Linked DNA regions of Homo sapiens: regions 1, 3, 4, 5, 6 and 7 are each linked to region 2. A link is a contact called in ENCODE Hi-C or POLR2A ChIA-PET data. All regions are on one chromosome and are shown on one strand. The core of a region is the stretch at or near the end of the contact, and the rest is flanking DNA. Distances in the headings are between cores, read along the strand shown.

Region 1 (2,811 bases), core at 168-2,667, 700 kb before region 2:
AATCACTTTCCAGGAACTTCCCTGCAAACAGTGCTGTGCGCTGGCAGGATGGAAATCTTAGCAATCTCCCTCCTGCTTCCATAGTTTCCTCCTCTCTAAATAAAATTATTTATGGGGACTTAATGAGAGAGCAAGCCTTGTGTGAAAGGAATTCAAGAAAGTGCGGCTTCTAAAAATACACCTAGGCAGCTCTACAGTCCTTATTGTTACAACCTGACGTTTTGCAGTTCATGCCATGAACCTAACTACACTTCTTGCCAAATACACACAAGCGTACAAAGAAGAGGAAAAGTAAAAACTATGTTACTATGTTTTATCTTTCTGCAATCCCTTTGAGTAAACAGTAGTAATTTTCTGTTGACATACTCAATGCAAATTTCCCAAAGGCTACACAATACAAAACAAAAGACCTGTTAGCTTCCTCAGAGCTGGGGGGAGGAGAGGCAGGGGGAGAGAAATAAAGTTGATGGAGCTCCAGTTTCTCCTAAGCCTGCAGTCCTGAGCCTCCAGTCACCCTAGTCTTTTTGTAGAGATTTTTTGAGTTTCAGTCTCCACTTGGGAAGGTTCCTTGGCCCCTTCTCTCCCAATGTCAATAAAACCCTCATCTCTCCCGCTTTGCCCCCAGCTTTTTGGGGAAATTGGACCTTGCCTAGGCGTCTTGTTCCAGTGGGTTGAAAAGTACAGCTGGTGATGTGAGGATAAATATTTAAACTAATGGGCTGGGTCACAGCGTGGGGGTCTTCAAGAGAGGGCCTCCTCCTCCTTCCGCCACGTGCTCCTCACTTGGGGTGCAGGGCTCCTGGACAAGGGGCTAAGACGGACGAGGGTGGGATGAAGGGAGATGGACAGACCAGACTGTAAGTGAAGGAGGCCCTCTAGGAAACATCGTCTCGACCGAACATTGACGGAGAAAAAAAAAATGGCCCAAATGCCCCTAGTGGGGAAGCATACACCCCACGCAGGCTGGGTTGGGGTGGGGGTGCTTCGCGGCCTCTCACCTGACTTCCTCCTCCGCCTGCACACACACTACAGTAACCCCCTCTACTCACCCCCCAAAACCCAGCCAAACAACAAGCAACAAGAGGAAGCCGCAGGCGACAAGAGGAGGAGTGCGCGTGTTGGGGGCCCCCGGAGAGGTGAGGGGGCAGGGTTGGCGGGCGACGAGAACCGCGCCGCGCACCCCAAGCGCACCCCCAAGCGCCCACACTTACCCCTCGAGGCTGAGGGTCCTGTCTTCCGCGCCAACCCCCGTGTGCGCCCCCTGGCCCGCCCTCGCCCCTCCGGCCCGCCGCCCCCCACACCCCGGCCGGCGCGCTGGGAGGGAGCCCGGGAGCGGTGCGCAGCAGCGGCGGCGGCGGCGGCGGCTCGGGCTCGGCTCGGCTCGGGCTTCAGTGCGCCTAGTGTCGCCAGCGGCCGCCGAGGCTCCCACCGCCAGGGGGAGAAGCCGGGCGGGCGCTGGGGAGGCGGGCCGGGCCCTGGCCGCCCCGCTGGCCAGCCCGCGCCGCACAAGCTCCGAAGCGGCGGCTACGCGGGGTCCGCCGAGCCCCCGGGCGCAGCGTGCCCGGTCCGAAGCGCCACGTCTGGATGCGCGTCCCGGGTGGCTGCGGGCTCCCGCGGGGGACGCCCCGGCCGCTCCGGTGCGCCTCCAGACTGCAGGCGCCGCGACCGACGAGACGAGAGCAGCTCCCGCCGGCCCCTTCCCCCTCCCGCCCCCGCCGCCGCCCCCTCCCCCTTCTCCCCCCCCCGCCCGTTAACATCTCCTCCCTCCCCCTCCTTCTCTTCCTTCCCTTGGCCCCGCGCGCTCGCTCGCTCGCTCCTCGCCTCGCTCTCCCCTTTAAACGCCCACTTCGTATGGGGAAAGAGGACAACTTGAAGTCAAGTTGCAATTAACTTCCGCGGCAGCCGCAGCTCCGGCGGCGGCGGCGGCGGCAGGAGAGGCAGAAGCCGCCGCCTCGGAAGTCCGACGCCGGCGCGCCCGCCCGGGGAGCCGTTCTTGGTTTCAGGCCCGCACTCGACAGCCACCGCCGCCCCCAACGTCCATGCCTGAGTGAGTTCTGCTCTTTTGCCTCCCTTTTCCCCTTGCTACTCTTGCTGTTTTATCTCTGTCCCTCTTTTTCCGGAATCAATCCAAACTTCTCCGTAGCACCCACTCCTCGTCCCCTATTGGGGCGGCTGGGCTCCCCTCTCGTGGGCGCAGGGCTTCAACGGTCTTCCGAGCCCCTTTTCTCACGCAGACGGACCTTGGAGGGGTGGGCTGGTAGAGTAGGGGAGAGCGGTCGGGATGGGGGATTTGAAGATGCCATTCGTTTTCTGTCTGGGTGTGGACACACCACCACACCTGCCCAATAGACCCTGGCTGAACAAACTCCTTCAGGTCACCGGTATGGCCCCTTTTAGAAAAGGAAAGGGGAGTGGAAAAGACCGAAGGAAGCAAATGGGGAAAAGGGGAGCCTCTCGGTGCGTTCTGGAGCCGGGCGGGCAGTAAGGTGCCTGGAGGAGTGGGCTGCGGGAGTGGTAATGTTCCCCCACCGGATCGCGAGTCTGCTCAGCATCCTTTCCCGGTCCATCTCCGCCTCCCTCCGCTCCCTGCCTGCGCGGCTGATTGTAAGCATCGGCGAAGAGGGGCCTGGGAAGTTTGTGGCAACTTCTGCATCCCGGGAGCTACTCGGGCGCCGGGGCGCTCAAGTTGGAGCCCGGAGTTTGAAAGCCGCGGCACTCCTCATTTCGAGCCCTCGCTGGCTGTAGCGAGGCCGGTCCTGGAGAGGCTGCTGGCGTGAATGTGGGTTTGGAGTTGGGCAAGAGGCAGAAGAA
Region 2 (2,924 bases), core at 146-2,645:
TTTCCTAGTTTCTCAGAAGCCTCTGTTAATCCTATTTCTTCATATACATTCATCCCAGGATTTTCTGTCATTTTGTTGCTAGCCCCATTTCTTGACTATCATCTCAGTATTCACCAGTCTAACAGTGATGATGACTGGTCTAGCCAGAACTCCCAATTAGGGAGTTTTTACATTTTATTTATTTGATAAATAAATAAATCTGGCCGGATTAAATCTGGCCACAGGCACTAACTTAACCTGTTCAGTTTCTGCAACAGAAAGAGGGGCAACAGAAAAAGAGGGATCTCTGTGTGAAGTGGGGTGTTTGTCCACAAAGGTCTCCCACACAGGCATCTTCCTCTGAAGCTAGATAACCTTCAGAAATCTGACCTTTCTCTGACTTGGTTTCCTTTTCTGGACTAAACAGTATCAATTTTCGTTGGAGCTCTTTGTGAAGATAAGCTAATAAAATACCATAAATCTCTTTTACTAAGTGAAGCATTTACCACTCTAATTAACATTATGATTTAAAGGCTTTCATACTGGGGAAACAAACACCACCTTCCCACGTGCTTGGGTTAAAGGGGATCTTAAATCATGATTATGCAGAGACCAAGGGCAACGATAAAAGTTTTAGACATTCCCTGTGTTCTGATAGTCATCAGACGTTTAGGGAGATACTACAACACTGAAGACCCTGTCCAAGTTTATGAGATAAAGATAGAAACCACAGTCTAGTATTGTGGGCTTGTGAAAAAATAACTCCTAACCTTTATCTTTCTATGGGTTGTACTACAAGGTAGGTCTGCACAAAGTGCTAGTGACTCCTCTAAAGTAGGCAGGGGTAAGTTTCACGGAGAAAGTGACAGATGAGCTGAGTTAGAAGCCTACTCAGCCACAGAAAAATGTGGCATGGAAGGCCATTTACCTGTGACAAGGAAATGTAAATTCCTTGGCAGGAGAGCCAGGATCTCAGGAGAGTCCCTGGGACCCTCTGCTCCCCTTCTCAGTCCAACCCTGGGAAGATAGTTGGTGGATGTGAACCTCTGACTAAGACCCAGGAGCTGGTTCCCAGCCTCCAGCCGCGCGCCGGTTGGAAGCAGGGAGAGAAGGGAGGGGTAAAAGCCCTCAGGCGCATGCGCTCAGCAGCCTGCCGGCTCAGCCAAGGAGAGCTCTGCCCGCGGCTCACTCCCCACCTACTCGCTTCTCGCGCCTCGCGGGCCCCAGAAACCCGGACCCGAGAGCGAGCGCGTTGCGCTCGCGCGCAGACTTCAGGTCCCGTGCGGGCGCCTGCGCACGAGCTTCCCAGGCGCGCGGGCCGCGAGGTTATTAGAGGTGGAGCGCGGGGAGGGCGCGCGGCGGGAGGCGGCCGCCGTTACGGCGCGAGCGTGGTCACGTGGCCGCTGGTCACCGCCGCCACCCCCTCCCGCCCTGTTCTCTTTCAGGTCGGGCCGGGCCCGGCCGCTTCCGCGAGCGCCCTGCAGACTGAGGGAGAGAGAGAGAAAGAGGAGGGGAGGAGGAGGAGGATTCAGGGAATAGGAGCTGGGGAGCCCTTCTGCGCCACAGGTAAAATAAAATAATGATGATGATCGTAAAAAAGCCCAAGCCCTCTGAACGCCTCCGCCTTCCTCCAGTGCAGCCCCACATGCAGTCGTTCCCGCCCCGGCCTCCCACTCAGCCTCAGGACAGGTTTCGCCCCCCTTCGCGCCGCTGCTGCAGCCGCAGCCGCCGCCGCCTTCTCACGGGAGGGCCTGAGGGTGCCGCCGCCACGGCGGACGGGTTGCCGCACCGCCCCCCGTTTGTGCGCCTCGGAGTCGGCGTCGGGGGTGGATGGCGGGAGGGGTGGACCCTTCAGCTCCCTGGCGGGCAGGGCGGGCAGGGCGAGCTGGGCGGGGTGGCTGCTTGCAGTCTGCCTGCTTTCCCTGCCCCAGGAGGTCGGGGTCTAGACTGGAAGGCCAACTGCAGTAAAGGCAGGGCCTGGCGGCTGGACTAGTGCTCAACTTCCTACTTAGTAAATTTCCATGTTCATTTGGGCCCCGGGAAGCACGCTTCCTTCCCTAGCCGGAAGCGAAACGGGCCCTGAATCCTCAAACCTTAATAGTCTTTAGAAGAGAGAAGCCTTGACTTCACTTTTGAGGAAGGGAACCGTGACCTGGATTTAGTACGACTTAAGTTTATTCACACGTAAGAAACGGAGGTCTTTCAGGATAAGAGCAAAAAAAAAAAAAAAAAAAAAAAAAAAAAAATTCGCAGGGAGGGCAAATCCCGCTCCCCACCCCGACTTTTCCTGGAAAAACACACAGACCTTCACTACAAGATTCGATTCTACAAGTGACCTAGAATTTGTTCGATACCAGTTACTCGTTTTAGTTACAGGAATTATAATCTGTGTTTAAAGTTAACATCCTGTAGGTTTTTTTCGAATAATAACTTTCTGGAAAGAGTTCATTTGTCAACTCTGAATTGGACAAAATCCTAAGATTTTAACATGCAGGTTTCACACGTTTGGACCAGGTTGCCTGGAATTTCTAGACCCGGTAATTCTTTTGTAAACCTTTATAAGTGTTGTGCTCTTGCACAAAATACTTAAAGCAGGAAGCAATAAATAGGTATTGTTGAAAAATGAGCCTTTGCTATCGGTGGCAAAGAAATTCATTTATATATTGGTTTTTCTCTTTGGGCTTTTCTGATTCCGTGTCTTGGTACTTTTCATACCATATCTCTGAATTCATTTGTAAACTTGAGCATTTTTAATTTTTACAGCTATCTGCAGTATCACAGAACACTCAAACCTTAATGTGGGTGGGAATCACTTGGGGCTCTTATTAAAAATGCATTTTCTGGTTCAGTAGGCCTATGGTGCATTTTGATATTGTACATTTCTGATAACATGTGCAGCTGGACAAGGGACTATCTTTGAGTAGCAAGGAAGTGGATAACTTGTG
Region 3 (3,016 bases), core at 367-2,866, 830 kb after region 2:
ACAACTCATAACTAAAGCACTTCTCATAAGTAATGGCATACACTGAAAGTCCCAAATTAAGAAGAAAGAAAAAGATCAACACTGGCTAAACACAACTGAATTGCATTTTAGAGCCACAAATTTAAAACATTATGACAACACATAGCATGGCTGCTAAAGGGCCCCAGGATCAGAGAATCTGGCAAGTCATATATCACAGGGTGTTGAAGAAAACATTTTTAAAAGAAACACATTATAGTGGGTGTTACATTAATGCTACAGTCCCTGTATTTCGATAATCTGAAATAAGGGTCTCCCTTTTATTCATAATAGGAGCAAAATTTACAGGCAGATCTTTCTTCCATAAAATCATTAATTTCTAAATCTAGCACCCCCAGTGTTCTATTCAAAATTATTATGAAGATCTTTTTAGCAATACACTGTCACAAAAATAATGACTACATGACAGCTATTTTTTACATATATACACATACATAAATATATTTATATATTCATATTCTATTCAGTAATTGGACTTCATTTCTCTTTCTCAAAACAAGGTCATTTCACAAAATCTTTGACTAAATGTAAATATTTGTTTTTCTTAAAATTTAAATCTATAATTTAAAATGATATAATTTGAGGTAAACATATCAGAAGGCAGTCAACCATTAAAATATTAATTCGTTTGCTTACTAATCATAACAGAATCCCAGCAATAATCTGAAAATATAATTGAGAAAAATTTTACACCACACCTTACATCATTAGGTAGTGATCCTCTTTCTAAATGAAAATTAGTAAACCCACAGAAGAGTCTTACTAGATAAAAGATACAGGGCACACCTACAACCAAATTTCCAGCGAATGGGTAAGAAAAGTCCCTAGAGGAAAGCTGGGCTTGCTAACCAAAAGGAGAGGGAGAGTAATTCTGGAATAGGGTACAGATTACAAGACTACAAGAGAGGTGAAGTAATGTCAGTTTGCGAGGCCCAGTCTGGCCAAGACGGAGGTTGGTGAGAAGCAGAAGAAGATGCTAGAGTAGTACTGATGATACATGGGAGGTCCTGGAAACCAAGAGGAAGGTTAGGGCTTCAGCCTCAGAGCAAAGGGTATCATAGAACATGTTGAGAGAATTTCACAAAGTAGTGCTGTAGGAGAACTAATCTGGAAACTGTGAAAAAGGATTTGGGGGAAAGGGAGAAGAACAGAAGGAAGGGAGGTTAATTCTTGTAATTATCTAAGCATGTGTTGGAGACAGGAGCCTGGTACCAGCATCAGAAACAATGGGACAGATGTGGGGGATGATGAGAATACAGTCAGCTGGTGGGAGGAGGCCATCTTCCAACACCAATGTCTCAAAAAGCGTTTTGTTCCATTGGCTGGTTTGGTTGGAAAGTGCATTATTTATAGATCTAACATGAATTTATCTCACAGTCAACAGCAATTCAGAATTGTGCATTAATATTTTTTAAAGCAAAGAAAACAGTCAAAGAAAGCAGAATAATTCAGTGGAGAGAGCACCTGGTCTCACAGTCAGAAGCCCACAAATCTATTTCTGGCTTTTTGAGCAATGTTGCTCATCACCTTGCACAACTGAATCAGTCTCAGTTCCCTTCAAAGAAAAATGGTAAAGCAAACTAATATGACTGTTGAAGTGTTACAAGGGCAGAAACAAACTCAAATCTTTGAAAGTGCTTGAAGTAAAACCACTATACACATGTTAAACCACTAACAAGTAATATTTTCTAAATATACCACATGGACCTTCAATTTTGTCCAACTATATACATTCTTTCTTTTGATAAGGACACAGATGTCCAAACACATGAATACCAAAATTCACCATTCTACCTACTTGTTTCATCCTTCCATGTCAGTTTTGCTTCTAAGGTTAAAGACCAATCACAATCTTGATAAAATTTTGAAACACTATTTGGCTATTTAAAAAAAAAAACTGACGTGAAGTATTTCCATAAATTCAAACCCAGATCAAATATTTTAAAACAAAAATAATTTAATGGTTGCATTAAACCACTGGGGAGGGTGACTATGAGGCAAGGCATCCATATACTACTACATATTAAGTATCCCTTCTCTGGAATGCTTGGAACCAGAAGCGTTTCAGATTTTTTTGGGATTTTGGAATATTTGCATATACCTAATGAGACATCTTAGGGATAGAATCCAAGTCTATACAAGAAATTCATTTATGTTTCATATACATCTTATACATATAGCCTGAAGGTAATTTTATACAATATTGTTAATAATTTTGTGTACGAAACAAAGTTTATGTACACTGAAAGCAAAGGTGCTGTTAGGGTATGGAATTTTCCACTTGTGGTATCATGTTGGTACCCAAAAAGTTTCAGATTTTGGAACATTTTGGATATTTGAATTACAGATGCTCAGCCTGTATTCATGAAAACAAAGGGACAAATAAATGATCATTTGTATTTTGCATGAAAATTGATTATCAGGAACACCTAAAAATAACTAGAGACAGTTCAGGTTTCCTCTTCACCATTTGAGTTGTGACTGCATGAACTCTGGGAGTCCAGCACCTTTGTATGACAAAAGTGAAGCTTATAGATGATTAGCTAATTGGGAAAGGAGGCACTGAACTCCTCTTTCTTAAAGATCTGGGTTTGTTCCAAAGAAAATATAATCTAATATATGAGTTAGATTCAGATTTCCTAGAACTAGGGAGACAAACTAAGTAAATTCTAAAGATACTCTGGAGTATTCTTTGTCTGCTCCTTAGTTTTAAATAGTGTCCCTACTCTCCCACTAAGCTATGATATTAAAATAAAAATAACTTTGCAAATATAAAATTAAGAATATATTAATGCAAAACTATGGAGAAAACTTTGGAGCCTGACAGACCTGTATTCAAATCAGAGCTGTGCTCATTACTTTTTTTTTTTTTTTTTTTTTGAGACAGAGTCTTGCTCTGTGGCCCAGGCTGGAATACAGTGGCGCTATCTCGGCTCACTACAACCTCCGCCCCCCGGGTTCAAGTGATTCTCCTGCC
Region 4 (3,215 bases), core at 553-3,052, 970 kb before region 2:
TTAGATCATACTGGGTCTTGTAGGCTGTGGTTAGATATTTGTATTTTACCCCGAACACAATGGGAAGTCATTGTAAGCTTTTAGCAAGAAATAAAATTATCTAATTTCAATTTTTTAAAGAAAATCACTTTGCCAATGTCTAGAGAAGGAATTGGTATGGAAAGAGTCAAATCAGAGATATTAGCTGGGAGGCTGTTGTGGTATTCTGGGGAGAGAAGATGGTCTGAAATAAGAAGGTGACAGGCCGGGCGCGGTGGCTCACGCCTGTAATCCCAGCACTTTGGGAGGCCGAGGCGGGCGGATCACGAGGTCAGGAGATCGAGACCATCCCGGCTAAAACGGTGAAACCCCGTCTCTACTAAAAATACAAAAAATTAGCCGGGCGTAGTGGCGGGCGCCTGTAGTCCCAGCTACTTGGGAGGCTGAGGCAGGAGAATGGCGTGAACCCGGGAGGCGGAGCTTGCAGTGAGCCGAGATCCCGCCACTGCACTCCAGCCTGGGCGACAGAGCGAGACTCCGTCTCAAAAAAAAAAAAAAAAAAGAAGGTGACAGCAGAGATCAGTATAAAATTTTGGATCAGATGCATATGTTTGGAGGCAGAATCAATGACTTGAATTTGGTAAGTTGGGGGAAAAGAGGAATCATGGACAATTGCTAGATTTCTGGCTTAAGTAATTGAATGAATAGTTGAAACTTTTACTGAAATGGAGAAGTGGAAACCAGGTATGGTAGTAAAAGTTCAAGAGTTCTATTTGGGACATGTTCAGTTGGTAACGTTAGTATGTCATCAAATAGGCAAGGCTTCCACTCAAGCTGTGAAAGTACCTCAAGACTTGTAACAAACCAATTTACAAATATTTCAAGTAAAACTAATATTAAACATTCCATGACTCTTGGAGTCCAGAAATATTATGTTGGTTTTTCTCTGTTTTTTTTCTTTATTTTTTAAAAAATAACCAAATGTTCAGACATACAGAAAAGTACAGGAATAAAAACTTGCAAGACACCTGTATATCCACCAACCGGATTTAACAAATGTTAACATTTTACTATATTCGCTTCAGATCTTTTTCTAAATACATAATACAGTACACACACTCTACTCCCTCATCCCATTTCTCTTAACAGTATGATGTCATTTATATAAAATTCCAAAATACTCAAAACAATTCTATGTATTTTTAATGGACCACTGCACATCTAGTAAAATTATAAAAACAAGCATGTCAGGACATGCCAACAGCAAAATATAGTTTTTGTTTTTCTAATTTACATTAAATGTAGTGCATTACCCACACATAGGGGTTCTGAGAAATCACACCTCAGTCATTTTGGAGTGTGGCTTTTCCCCTCACTTGAAATCTTACAGGAAATCTACTGCTATGGCAACCCAGGGACATTGGAGGGAACCTCTAGCTTGCAGTTCATTGGAGTCACATCTGAAATGCTCTTTGCCTGAATTGACAAAGACCCTTTGGGAGCGGAAAGGCTGAATCTTTGCAGTATCTGCTCCCTTATGCCAAATGTGCCTCCAGAGCCTGTCACAGCTCTCAGTGCCACCACCACTTGTGTTAAGGCCCAGCATCCACAGCGCCTCCTCATCAGAAGTCCCAGACCTTGGCACACACAATCTCCAACCTCCCAGTTCCAGGAAATGTAATTCTTCCTAAAGGTAGACCTCCCCTTTGCTCCTTCAACATTGCCAACCTCTAGCTTTGGAGCAATACAGTCAGTCCTCAGTCACCAGCTTAACAAACTAAAGGCGTCTTATTTCCGCTAGGGTAAGGGAAGCCAGCACTCAGAACAGTAAGCTCTGTCAACCTTCAAAGAAAAATGCAAAACGATCTCTCTTTTTTTTTTTTTTCCCAACGAGCTTATAAGCCACACTTATGGCAAATGCCATTCACTTCTCAGACAGTTTATTTTCTCCCACTGAATGCACTTTCCCTTTTGCACATGGCCCTGCTGACCACACTCTCCAATGGAGCTTACCTAGAGTGTTCCCAGCACTCACTTCAGTAGGTTCTTTTCTCTACTACTGTTCTTTTGCCCCCTTAGGAGATGGCATGCAAACACTGGACATTTGACTATTTTCATCACTTACTACTCTGACTTCCTCCATAGTTTCTTTCTTTCATCTTGATCTCTTAATTCCAATCATTTCCTATTCTTCTCAGAGAGGCTTTCTCTTTTTTCTTCATTTTTCTGCCTTTTATTTCATTGGTAAACCAAAAATATTACTTGATAAATAAAAGGGTATTTCTACCAACATAACAGAATAAAGGAAAACAAAATACATTTAAGGTAGGAATCCTATTGTCCACTGAATACGAAACAAACAAATGCTCTTATCTACTCAAGCCAGTAACAGGGCTGAAAAATCCATTTCCAAATTTCTGCTGAATTCATATGCACCTATATCCTCATATACTTCCTAATTAAACTTGCTTTTCTCAAGTGACTATTCACAAGTAACAGTTAAGTAAAACACACACACACACACACACGCAAACACACACACACAGTGTTTTTTATTTAACTTAAAAACATATCCATTTTGTGGGAAAAAAAAGTACTTAATACATTAAAAAGCTGTATTGCAGGATTTTGTGGAATAGATTAGAGACCTATACTACCACTAACAACATTGTTTCTCAGACACAATGAGCTCCAAGTTCCACTTAGAAATTTTAGCAAAGTAACCCATTGGTGACTCTGTACACACACAGTCAGACAATGAAAATAATTCCTACTTTCAGTATGGAAATATTTAATTTTTCTACAAATATTTTATTCATTTCAGCACAACTGTTTTATTTCAATTATTAGAGAATTATCTAAATGTCTTTCTTTCCCATAAGGTTTTTAAGTATAGGACAAATACTTATTAAGGGCATACTAAGGGTGTCCAGAACTAAGTGAACAAGATAGGCAAAACTTCAGTTTTTTATAAACGGTGTATTTTCCTTCATTCTTATTTTCAGGTACAAAGTTGCTAAATAATAAAAGTAGGGTATTTAATTACTCCTACACTGAGTTCATAAACTACTGAAATTCTTACATATCTGAAAGCTTTCAAAAAATAGGATAAAATCATTTTTGTACCTCTCATGCTGAAAATATATATGGCACACAATAGGCTTGCAATAAATAATTGAAAATGGAAAATTATCTATCTAGAATGCTATTAGATATAGCCCTGCCCAAAGGGGAAA
Region 5 (3,191 bases), core at 623-3,122, 900 kb after region 2:
GGGTTATAGGATGTGCCCAGGTTAATGAAGCTAGCACTTGCAGAGCCAGGATTTGCACCCAGGCATTGTAACTCCACTGCTTGTACTCTTAATCACTCTACTATTTTCTTACTGAACCCCACCTGAGGTATTTATACTAATTCATCCATTCATTTTAAACTCAGTATGTAATGAGCACTAGCTTCTCATGTGTATCAGGCACTGTGCTAGCTATGGTGTGAACAAGCAATGGGTTCCCTTGTACAGCTATAGCCTAGGACCCTAAGAACTCAATCACATTGGCTGATCATCACCACTGGGTTTGCTCCGAGGATCTTATCATCTACATGAGAGGGAAAGATCACTAAGGAAAAAAGACCATTAGGCACCATTAAGGACACACGTCAGGTGAGTGTTAGGAATATATTTCTTAGAATATCAGGTTTAGGGCTGAGCCTTAAAGACTTGAATGAATGATTCAAACTTTAAATGAATTAAACCCCTAATAGAATAAAGAGGCCAACCCAGGGCAATTTCAAGCCTACCCAGCAAAACCCCAACTTCCCTCAAGGGGCAACCCTTCCTGCTCCCTAAGTGGAGTGCGTGGAATGTGCCTTCTCTTAGGAATATCCTTTCCCACTTCTCCACCTGGCTGACTCCTTCTTAGACATCATTTAGGACTTTGCTACTTGAAATGTGGACCTTGGACCAGCAGCATTGGCATTACTTGGGAGCTTGTTAAAAACGCAAAATCTCAGGCTCCACCCAACCCTGCTGAATCAGAACCTGCATTTTAACACGATCCCCAAGTGCTTTTTGCATCCGTTACAATCGGAGACGCACCAAAGTAAGACATAGCTCAGATATTATCACTTCCTTGAACCCCTGGCTTCGGTGAGGTTCTTCTCCAGGGAGTGCCCACAGTGCCCTGGTCTTGGGCCCACCACAGCACTCACCACACTGAAATGTGTTTGTTGGTTCTCTGTCTCCTACCTGGATGGGCAGCAAAGGTGTCTTATTTATCTTGGCTTCTCCAGTGCCTATAACAATACTGAGTAAACATCAGTTGAAGGAACGAATGAGTGGCTCTGAAGAAAGGTGAAAGCACTCTGGAAAATTAGCATTATGTTGCTAGGAGCCCATCTGGAACCTAATACTTGACATTTCTCTCTCTCAGCTGCTCCAGCTGCCCCCTGCATACATGAACGATTTCTCTAAATGCACCTAACTTCAGCCTTCAGGCCTGAGCCAGCGTTTAGGGTTCTCTGAGTCTTCTGCTTTTAAGCCACCTCATCACGGAACCCAGTAGGAAAACCCCAACAAACAAGGGCGGGCCCTCTGCTGCTTGGCACAGCCACCTCAACAAAAGCTGGGCACTTCCTGTAAGGCCCAACCCTGGGCCTGGCATCCCATCCTGCAGGGGGATCGCCCCTCTCCCTACTTCTGCTCACCACCTCCGGCACTTCCCCCGGTTACTTGGGTTGCTGCAGGAGCTGGGAGCACACCTTGCAGCTGCGGCAGCTTCAGAAGCTCAGATTTAACAAATGCTGGGCCGGCCTCAAAGTTAACTTCAGTTCAGTTTTCAAAGATCCTGCAAACAGCAGAAGGAGACCAGCCTGCTTCTTGTTTCTTGTCAAAGAGCGCTGTTCCCTAATTAGCCTCTCATGCTAACTTGGGGGAGCATCTCTATTCTTAGATAATACAGAAAACTGGTTTTACCCCTTAATAGTGTCTTTCTTTCTTTTGTAAATAGTTTTTTAATAAACATTTTGGTAGCTACATGAGGTTGGGTAATGCCCAAGGCTTTACCAACCTCATTGTGATATTTTTTTCACTTGTAACATATGTGACCACAGATGCTGCCACAGGCGTCACGTGGCCCCCTCACTGTAGCTGGGAGGGGACACACCTCCCATTTCCCTCTGACCACTGGGCTTTGTCTTTTCTCTCTCCTGTCTAAATTACTGAGCTGTCAGATCTAAAAGGACTGTAAAGAATAGAGATGTCATTGCCCTCTTATTTTAAAAAATTAGTAAAACAAATTGCTTTAAGTTTTCTAAACTTTTCAAAGCATTTTTAATGCAATACGTCTACATGCTAATTGTAGAAAATGTGGAAAAGCCAGAAAAGCATAAATTACCCATAATGCTACAATACAGAGAAAAATCACTCAACATCTCGGTAAATTTCTCACTAAACTTCATGTATCCAGAATAATGCATGTGAATGACTAGCGATGGAGCTGTCCTCCACCTTCCAGCCCCCACTGATACTTCAGGAACTTGGTAATAATACAAACCTGCACTTTATGCAGTTTGGAGTTTTATTCCTACTTACAAGATTATGAGTGGGTTTATTGTACTTCTATAGTTGAGCTGAAACTACGGCAGTCCCTTCTCACCTGCACTTTCACTTTCCAACGTTTTAGTTATTTGCAGTCAACTGCAGTCTGAAAATAGTAAATGAAAAATTCCAGAAATAAACAATTCATAAGTTTAAAATCGTGCAATATTCTAAGGTGCTTGATGAACTCCCACGCTGTCCCACTAGGTCCTCCTGAAATGTGAAATATCCTTTTGTCCAGAATACCCACGATGTATACCACATAGTAGTTGTTTTGGTTATCAGTTTGAAAAAACAGAGAATATATAGGATTCAGTACTATTTGAGGTTTCAGGCATCTGGTGGGGGGTCTTGGAAGGCATCCCATGCAGATAAGCAGATAAGAGGGGACTACTGTGCATACAACTTTGTATACTTCCTTTTTTTTTTTTTTTTTGCTTAAAGGAATATCAAGAGAATTTGCTCATGTTAACACTTTTTTCCCCCATTTTCTAATTTGTCAAATGAGTTTAAATGAGGTGATAAAATTGTTGGAAGTTGGGAGGTTACTAATCTGTTGTAATAAGATTTAAATAAAATAATATATTTTCAAAGTGCTTAGCTTGGGGCCTGGCATATAGTAAACTCTTCATAAATGGTAGCTATGACCATAGATTATTACTAAAATCTCATTTTAATGCCAGCATATTTCATTCTAAGTAGCATATTTAACCACCCACCCTTTTATTGTTCTGAGCTTGTTTCCAATTCTCCCCATTAAAAATTGTAGCACTGCAAGGATATCTTTGAGTATAACTTTTTGTTTCCTTTACAAAATTATTATTTCTTTAAAATAGATGACTCGGTTGAAAGATATAAACATTTTAAAG
Region 6 (3,246 bases), core at 256-2,755, 680 kb before region 2:
AAACAGTGTGCCTAAGAGTGTATTGGTGGCTTTACAGAGCTTAATTTGCAAATTTCCCTTTTATCTCAGTACTTGTGCTAACTTGTTGCTTTTTTATGTGTAACAAAATGTTTATCTGACTGATTTTTCTCTTTTCCCTACCAGCAAATTCTGAAAAATAATTCTTGTTTTTTGTTAATGATTAACTGCCTTCAGGGTGCTAAAATGGTAGAACTAAAACCTAAGCGATAAATGAGGCATTTCTATTTTGGGTTACATTGTAATATTCTTTATTTTTACATGAACTATATTTAATAGATTGTCTAAATAATAGGATCATACTTATGTGGTAATGACCATTTATCTAACTGGGTAACCTACCCTAGATTACAGCAGAAGTGTTTATTGCTACAACAGATGTATTTACCAACCCAAACTTTCCTCTTTTGCCTAGCGTAAATTATTTGAAGAATGATGGCATCTTTTCCTTTATAATAACAAGTCAGGTCTCTTTCAAGTGACCCAAATTTTGTTTAACTCGGCCACGTATTTCTTCTTCCAAAGTATTCTATGGCTCAGAAGTGAGGGCGATTTGAACCAACGTCTGACTAGTACAGAACGCTCTTACTCAGTTCTTTCTAATGTTGGCTCCTCATAGTTTAAGGACCACCCTCCTTAGAGGATAAACATTCCGAGCGTTTCGAGGCTCCTGGCCTTTATTGCTGTACACGTTTCTGCACCCTCCGCGCTTCCCCGGAGAGAACTGCCTTCCGTCTGTACCCCTCCAGCCACTTCCTGATGGCTCCCTACCTCATTCCTCAGCGCCTGTCACCTGCGTACCCGCGCCCTTCTCCCACGGGGCCGGTGCGTCTCCCTGTCCCCCCACCTCGCCTGTCCCTCTGCGACGCTCCAGGCGTACTCCTTTTTGTGGCTTTTGTGGCGTGTGGGTGGTTGGTTAGTTTTCTCCCCTGGCCCTCGCCCCCTCCTCCCCGTCATTTTCCTTCCCCCCGCCCCCCGTGCCCGTCCTGCCCGTCCTGCCCCTCCTCCCTCCCACTCACACACCTGCCCCTGCCGCCCGCGCGCCGCGCGCTCCCCTCCCCGCTCCGGCGGACGCTGCCAGGGAAGCCCCCTCTCCTCCTCCCCTCTGCGCCCTCCCTGGCGCGTCTGGCGGCGGCCGGCGCTAGCCCTCGCACAGCGCCCTGTTATTCTGGGTATTGTGTGTAATAAATGTCGGGCCGCCTCACTCTAATCAAGCTCATTACAAATTCTTGCGCGCCCGGGGCCGGAAATCGTGCGCTCCCCCCATTCCCTCACTCATTCACTAGTTACTTGTCTTTCGGCTTTTTAACTCGCCGCCCCCGCCCCCTCCCCCAATCCCGGCCCTCCAGCCCGGGTTTTAATCCCCATCCCTTTTCCGCCCGCTCCGTGCACCCTGCCCCCCCACGCCGCCTTCCTCCTCGGCTCCGCACCCCCTTCCTCCTCTCCTCCCCCCTCCTCCTCCTCCGCCGCCGCCGCCGCCGCCGCCACTTTCTCGCTCGCTCCCGTTCCCCGGACGCGGCGGATGAGCCGGCCCCGCTGGGGAAGGCTCCGGGCGGCGGCGGGCGGCCGGGAGGAGGCTGCGTGCTCGGGGCTGGGGCTGCGAGCGGGGTGATTTTGTATTAAAATGAGGAGGAGGAAGAAGAGGCACCCACAGCGGCAGCGGCGGCGGCGGCGGCAGCAGCAGCAGGAGCAGCGGCGGAGAGGGCTGCAGCCCGGGCGGACGCGCGGAGCCGAGCGGGGCACGGCGGCGGCAGCGACAGCGGCCGGGATGAGTCAACTAATAATTTAATGGGGGCAGAGACGGCAGCGAGGGGTAGAGCTAGCGAGGGAGAGAGCGAGAGAAGCAGCCCCGTCCGGGGACTCGCGCTCACACTCACGCACACACACAAACACACACACACCTCTCCCTGTGCCACCCAGCAACACCCGGCCTCGTCACAACAACAACAGCCGCGGCCGCCCTCTATCCTGCCCGGGGGCCCAGCCGAAAGCCAGGGCGACTCTAGAGGACGCTGCCCGCCCCCCTCTTTCATTTCGGGAAACTCCTGATCAGTTTTGTCGGGGTTTCTGGGTTTCTTTTCCCCCAAAGTCCTAGTGCCATTGTGGTGCTCGTTGTTTACCTCGGACTCTGGACGAGTGAGAGCTTGGCGACTTTTTGGGGGGAGGGGGCGGGGAGTTTGTCGCTGCCTAGGCGGTGGAGGTGGCTGGGGGTGCCTTCTGATCTTCCTCCTCCTCCCCCTCCCCCCGAACCTCTTCTCTCCTCACTTGCTGGGACCCCAGACGCTCACAGCCCCGCGTCAATGGGCAGGGAGAGGGTCCTTGCGGCTGTTGTCAGCGAGGGCAGAATCAAAAGTGGCATTTTAGTGCCTTTCCGGGGCTTTTCTCGCGACCCCCTGCCCCCCACCCTCGCTGTCCCCCGCTAGATGCCCTCGTTGGGGGTGCGAGGCTGTGGGGAAAAGTTTAAGGTTTGTTAATATTAGTCGCGATTGTTGGCGAGGGGGGTGGGGGTGATTGGAAGGGAGGCGAGGTGGCCTTCCCAATGCGCGTTATTCGGGGTTATTGAAGAATAATATTGCAAGTGACAGCCAGAAGTAGACTTTCTGTCCTCACACCGAAGAACCCGAGTGAGCAGGAGGGAGGGAGAGACGCGAAGAGACCTTTTTTCCTTTTTGGAGACCTTGTCCGCAGTGATTTTTTTTTTTTTAAGAGAATCCTCAGTCACCACGTCGTTTCCCCAGCACCATCACAGTGTACAGCTCATAACGGGTTTTGCTTTGTTTTTACGATTTCCCCCCAACGAATCACTTGTCAGATCAATTTTATCTTCTTCCTCCTCCCTGCTTCCCACTCTCCCCTCCTCCCCATCGCAAACCCTGTTCTCTGAGGTTAGACATTTTACAAACCCCTATATGTTGGTTTTCGAATTGTGATTTTTTTTTTAAACCCCTTTCTCATGGCTACTCTTCTAGACGTTTATTTCTGCCCTTCCCCCGCTTAGGGGGGCGGGGGTAGGGGAAAGGAAAATAATACAATTTCAGGGGAAGTCGCCTTCAGGTCTGCTGCTTTTTTATTTTTTTTTTTTTAATTAAAAAAAAAAAGGACATAGAAAACATCAGTCTTGAACTTCTCTTCAAGAACCCGGGCTGCAAAGGAAATCTCCTTTGTTTTTGTTATTTATGTGCTGTCAAGTTTTGAAGTGGTGAGTTTCAGGTCGGTTTTGCTAATTTC
Region 7 (3,277 bases), core at 753-3,252, 690 kb after region 2:
CATGGGTTAATTGAAGTTGCTTTATATTCCTTATTATTATAAGAAAGTTTATCTCCAAATACTGTTAAAACATTCTTAGAATGCATTTGTTCACTTTTATTCAATTATTTGTATATTCCCTTTTACAATCCCTTATATATTTATAATATACTATAGGATTTGTAGACCATAGAATTTGAGAGCTGGAAAAGCCTTAGAGATAATCTGGGCCAAATCACTTTATATTAAACCTAAGGATACCTAATATACACACATACATGTGTGTATATATATAACCTTCTGGTATTTGTATGAGAAAGGTGATTCATTTTGTCTGTGGACTTTACTTGAATTGTAGTTCTTCTCAGCTTTAATAAGAAATTATAATGGGAATTCTCATAACCAAATGGTTTATTTATGCAAGTGCCAGAGTTAAAAACAGCCTGAGAGTTACTCGTGACCCCTCTTCAGCAGAACATCTGCTGAGATGACCCTGAGAGTTGCTATTTAAATACAAGGGGATGCTTTCAGAGACTCCATGGGTTTACGAAGGAAGGAGGGAGGAAGATGTGACAAGAGAGCACAGTGTTGGGATTTAATCACAGAACAGGTACCCCGGGAAGGGCAAGTGTCCCCAAAACTTCCCTCCCCTTCATTTGTGGCACTGGGGAAATGTCACTGGTGAAAGCTATGTTCTATGCTGCTCTAGAAAGATAATTTTGCTGTCATTCAATCACACAGCTGGTGCATGCCTGAGTCTGAGCAGTCACTCACACTCTCCCTGTGAGAGACAGAGGAGAGAGGCTTAGGGAAAGAGCATGAACTCAGAAGAGGGCCTGCTCTGCTCTACCCTCAAAAGAGAAGTTCTCAAAACCTGAATGTGCTCACCACAATGCAAATTCCTGAGTCTCACTCCCAGATGGTCAATATTTTGGGAATGATGTAAAGAGACTGCATTTTCAACAAGCATTCCCAGGGGATTCTGATCACACGTATGAAAAATAACATTCGTGTGAAAGTTGATGTGGGAATCCTTCTTTTCTTTGCATGACTCTGTGAATATATGATGTGGGAATCTTAGAGCAGAATTAGGGTGAAGGTTACAGGGACGGTTGAGGTGTGGTGAGACAGCGGTTTCTAGAGACCAGTTGCTTATTTTGAAGTTTTTGCTCTGAATGAGTTGGCCTAGTTGTTGTCTTTGTGGTCATTTCCTCTGCCATCCCTTATCAGTGATGAAGGTCCTTAGTGAGGGAATTAAAATGAGAAAGAGGCCACTGAGGACCTTGCTACTTCTCTTCTTCCCTTGACTTCACTAATTATTAGTTAATTAATTAGTAAATGCCTAAAAGAAGATGTGGTGGTTCAATATCCAGTCTTTAAGAGAAAAGATGCTGTGGATTTCAAATGGGGCCTGGGAGTCTGATGCAGGTTTCCTGTGTCTCATCTTCAAAGTGTTAACTTTCCTCCTTGAAAGTAATGATGATGGGCTACAATTTATGTGTCCTGTAACATTGTATGGGATGACTTGTTTAATCTTTTAATCTTTTTCAGTAACTGTAATCCAGCCATTCCCAAATTGCTGTTTATGTAACTGATCTTAGTTCACTGTAATTTAGAAGGCATAGGGCCATCAGGGAATCACATAATCCACTGCCACTTAGAAGAAGGAAAATGAGGCAGAGAGGGTCAAGTGACTAAACTAAAGTCACACAGCAGGGACATGGTACAGAGGGCACCAGAACATGGGTCTCTCAATTCCCAGGAAAGAACCTTTCACTTCTGTAAAACAGAGCTGAGAAACATTCTGACATAAATGAGAACTGATACGATTTGGATCTGTGTCTCCATCCAAATCTCATGTTGAAATATAATCCCCAGTGCTGGAGGTGGGTCCTGGTGGGAGGTAATTGGATCATGGGGGTAGCATTCTCATAAATGGTTTAGCACCATCCCCCCTTGGTAGTATATAGTAAGTTCTCAAGAGATCTGGTTGTTTAAAAATGTATGGCACCTCCCCACTCTCTTTCTCCTGCTTGGGCCATGTGAAGATGACTGCTCCTGCTTTGCCTTCCACCATGACTGTAAGTTTCCTGAAGCCTCATAAAACAGAAACTGATACTGAGAAGCAGGGCATTGCTTGAAGATGTGAAAGCAGCTTTGGAACTGGTAATGGGCAAAAGTTGGAACAGTTTGGAGAGCTCAGAAAAAGACAGGAAGATGAGGGAAAGTTTGGAACTTCCTAGAGACTTGTTAAATTGTTGTGACCAAAATACTGATAGTGACATGGACAATGAAGTCCAGGCTCAGGAGGTCTCAGATGGAAATGAGGAACTTATTGGGAACTGGAGTAGAGGTCACTTTTGCTATGCTTTAGCAAAGAGCCTGGCTGCACTGTATCCCTGCTCTAGGGATCTGTGGAACCTTGAACTTGAGAGTGATGATTTAGGATATCTGGCAGAAGAAATTCCTAAGCAGCAAAGTGTTCAAGATGTAGCCTGGCTGCTTCTAACAACCTATGCTCATATGCACAGGAAGAGAAATGACCTGAAACTGGAATTTATATTTAACAGGGAAACAGAGCATAAAAGTTGGAAAAATTTGCAGCCTGGCCATGTGGTAGAAAAGAAAAGCCCATTTTCAGAGGAGGAATTCAAGCAGGCTGCAGAAATTTTATAACTAAAAGGCAAATACTAATAGTCAGGACAATGGGGAAAAGGCCTGAAAAGTATTTCAGAGACCTTCCTGACAGCCCCTCCTATCACAGACCTGAGGCCTAGGCAGGAAGAATGGTTTCATGGACCAGGTCCAGGGCCCAGCTGCTCTGTACAGCCCCTGGACACTGCTCCCTGTAGTCCCTTTCTTTTGGCTGATTTCTCCCTTTCGAAACGGGATTATTTACTCAATCCCTATATCCCCATTGTAACTTGGAAGTAAGTAACTTGTTCTGATTTTACAGGCTTATAGGTGGAAGGGACTTGCCTTGTTCAGATCAAACTTTGGACTTTTGAGTTAATGCTGGAATGAGTTAAGACTTTGGGGGATTATTGGGAAGGGATGATTGTATTTTGAAATGTGAGAAGGACATGAGATCTGGGAGGGGCCAGGGCAGAATAAATGGTTTGAATCTGTGTCTCCACCCAAATCTAATGTTGAAACATAACCCCCAGTGCTAGAGGTGGGGCCTGGTGGGAGGTGACTGAATCATGGGGCAGAGTTCTCATGAATGGTTCAACACCATCCCCCCTTTTGAGTTCTCATGAGATCTGGTTGTTTAAAAGAGCGCATCACCTCCTCCAAC

Evidence for each region. A loop is a pair of places that touch in the nucleus more often than their neighbours do. ChIA-PET counts read pairs that join two places held with the same protein, here RNA polymerase II (POLR2A). Pooled maps may share reads with other maps.
Region 1: a loop to region 2 is called in a map of naive thymus-derived CD4-positive, alpha-beta T cell, with 25 times the contacts of the local background. The contact joins the promoter of SATB1-AS1 here to the promoter of TBC1D5 in region 2. A Hi-C loop is called at or near these places in 2 of 168 maps with a recorded cell type or tissue (naive thymus-derived CD4-positive, alpha-beta T cell and transverse colon) and 13 of 50 pooled maps. POLR2A ChIA-PET finds 5 or more read pairs at or near these places in 1 of 52 experiments (WTC11).
Region 3: a map with no recorded cell type shows a loop between it and region 2 (4-fold over the local background). The contact joins the enhancer-like site here to the promoter of TBC1D5 in region 2. A Hi-C loop is called at or near these places in 7 of 37 single-sample maps with no recorded cell type and 8 of 50 pooled maps. POLR2A ChIA-PET finds 5 or more read pairs at or near these places in 1 of 52 experiments (activated CD4-positive, alpha-beta T cell).
Region 4: a loop to region 2 is called in a pooled map, with 2.7 times the contacts of the local background. The contact joins the enhancer-like site here to the promoter of TBC1D5 in region 2. A Hi-C loop is called at or near these places in 1 of 168 maps with a recorded cell type or tissue (CD4-positive, alpha-beta memory T cell) and 4 of 50 pooled maps. POLR2A ChIA-PET finds 5 or more read pairs at or near these places in 2 of 52 experiments (activated CD4-positive, alpha-beta T cell and activated naive CD4-positive, alpha-beta T cell).
Region 5: a map of naive thymus-derived CD4-positive, alpha-beta T cell shows a loop between it and region 2 (5-fold over the local background). The contact joins the enhancer-like site here to the promoter of TBC1D5 in region 2. A Hi-C loop is called at or near these places in 1 of 168 maps with a recorded cell type or tissue (naive thymus-derived CD4-positive, alpha-beta T cell), 11 of 37 single-sample maps with no recorded cell type and 12 of 50 pooled maps. POLR2A ChIA-PET finds 5 or more read pairs at or near these places in 2 of 52 experiments (GM12878 and activated B cell).
Region 6: a map of B cell shows a loop between it and region 2 (13-fold over the local background). The contact joins the promoter of SATB1 here to the promoter of TBC1D5 in region 2. A Hi-C loop is called at or near these places in 8 of 168 maps with a recorded cell type or tissue (B cell, CD4-positive, alpha-beta memory T cell, CD8-positive, alpha-beta T cell and 5 more), 4 of 37 single-sample maps with no recorded cell type and 21 of 50 pooled maps.
Region 7: a map with no recorded cell type shows a loop between it and region 2 (5-fold over the local background). The contact joins the promoter of PLCL2-AS1 here to the promoter of TBC1D5 in region 2. A Hi-C loop is called at or near these places in 5 of 37 single-sample maps with no recorded cell type and 2 of 50 pooled maps.

The regions. Positions count from the first base shown.
Region 1 is chr3:18,443,843-18,446,653 of GRCh38, reverse strand. SATB1-AS1 (SATB1 antisense RNA 1) reads right to left here and starts at 1,417. Exons shown (of 7, transcript NR_125803.1): 1 at 1,212-1,417. It also overlaps a transcript of SATB1 not described here. RefSeq lists a silencer at 1,292-1,511.
Region 2 is chr3:17,741,102-17,744,025 of GRCh38, reverse strand. TBC1D5 (TBC1 domain family member 5) reads left to right here and starts at 1,395. Exons shown (of 23, transcript NM_001349074.2): 1 at 1,395-1,545. It overlaps LOC105376975 (a long non-coding RNA gene), which reads right to left and starts at 1,082. Exons shown (of 2, transcript NR_135536.1): 1 at 908-1,082. RefSeq lists enhancers at 979-1,048, 1,006-1,709 and silencers at 1,169-1,478, 1,709-1,908.
Region 3 is chr3:16,911,156-16,914,171 of GRCh38, reverse strand. The region is part of intron 1 of PLCL2 (phospholipase C like 2); the gene reads right to left. Among named protein-coding and RNA genes, the nearest start is that of MIR3714, 21 kb to the left of the region's middle. RefSeq lists an enhancer at 1,319-1,548. Within about 2 kb of position 1,616, at least 4 of the 41 ENCODE cell types and tissues checked have a DNase peak (open chromatin) inside an H3K27ac peak, as active enhancers do.
Region 4 is chr3:18,711,663-18,714,877 of GRCh38, reverse strand. No RefSeq gene overlaps it. Among named protein-coding and RNA genes, the nearest start is that of SATB1-AS1, 270 kb to the right of the region's middle. Within about 2 kb of position 1,802, at least 2 of the 41 ENCODE cell types and tissues checked have a DNase peak (open chromatin) inside an H3K27ac peak, as active enhancers do.
Region 5 is chr3:16,840,697-16,843,887 of GRCh38, reverse strand. No RefSeq gene overlaps it. Among named protein-coding and RNA genes, the nearest start is that of PLCL2, 43 kb to the left of the region's middle. RefSeq lists an enhancer at 1,323-1,572. Within about 2 kb of position 1,872, at least 22 of the 41 ENCODE cell types and tissues checked have a DNase peak (open chromatin) inside an H3K27ac peak, as active enhancers do; they include GM12878, where a contact is called at or near this core.
Region 6 is chr3:18,423,598-18,426,843 of GRCh38, reverse strand. SATB1 (SATB homeobox 1) reads left to right here and starts at 1,505. Exons shown (of 11, transcript NM_002971.6): 1 at 1,505-3,217.
Region 7 is chr3:17,053,309-17,056,585 of GRCh38, reverse strand. It overlaps PLCL2-AS1 (PLCL2 antisense RNA 1), which reads left to right and starts at 2,002. Exons shown (of 3, transcript NR_046640.1): 1 at 2,002-2,060. The region is part of intron 4 of PLCL2 (phospholipase C like 2); the gene reads right to left. RefSeq lists an enhancer at 1,977-2,166.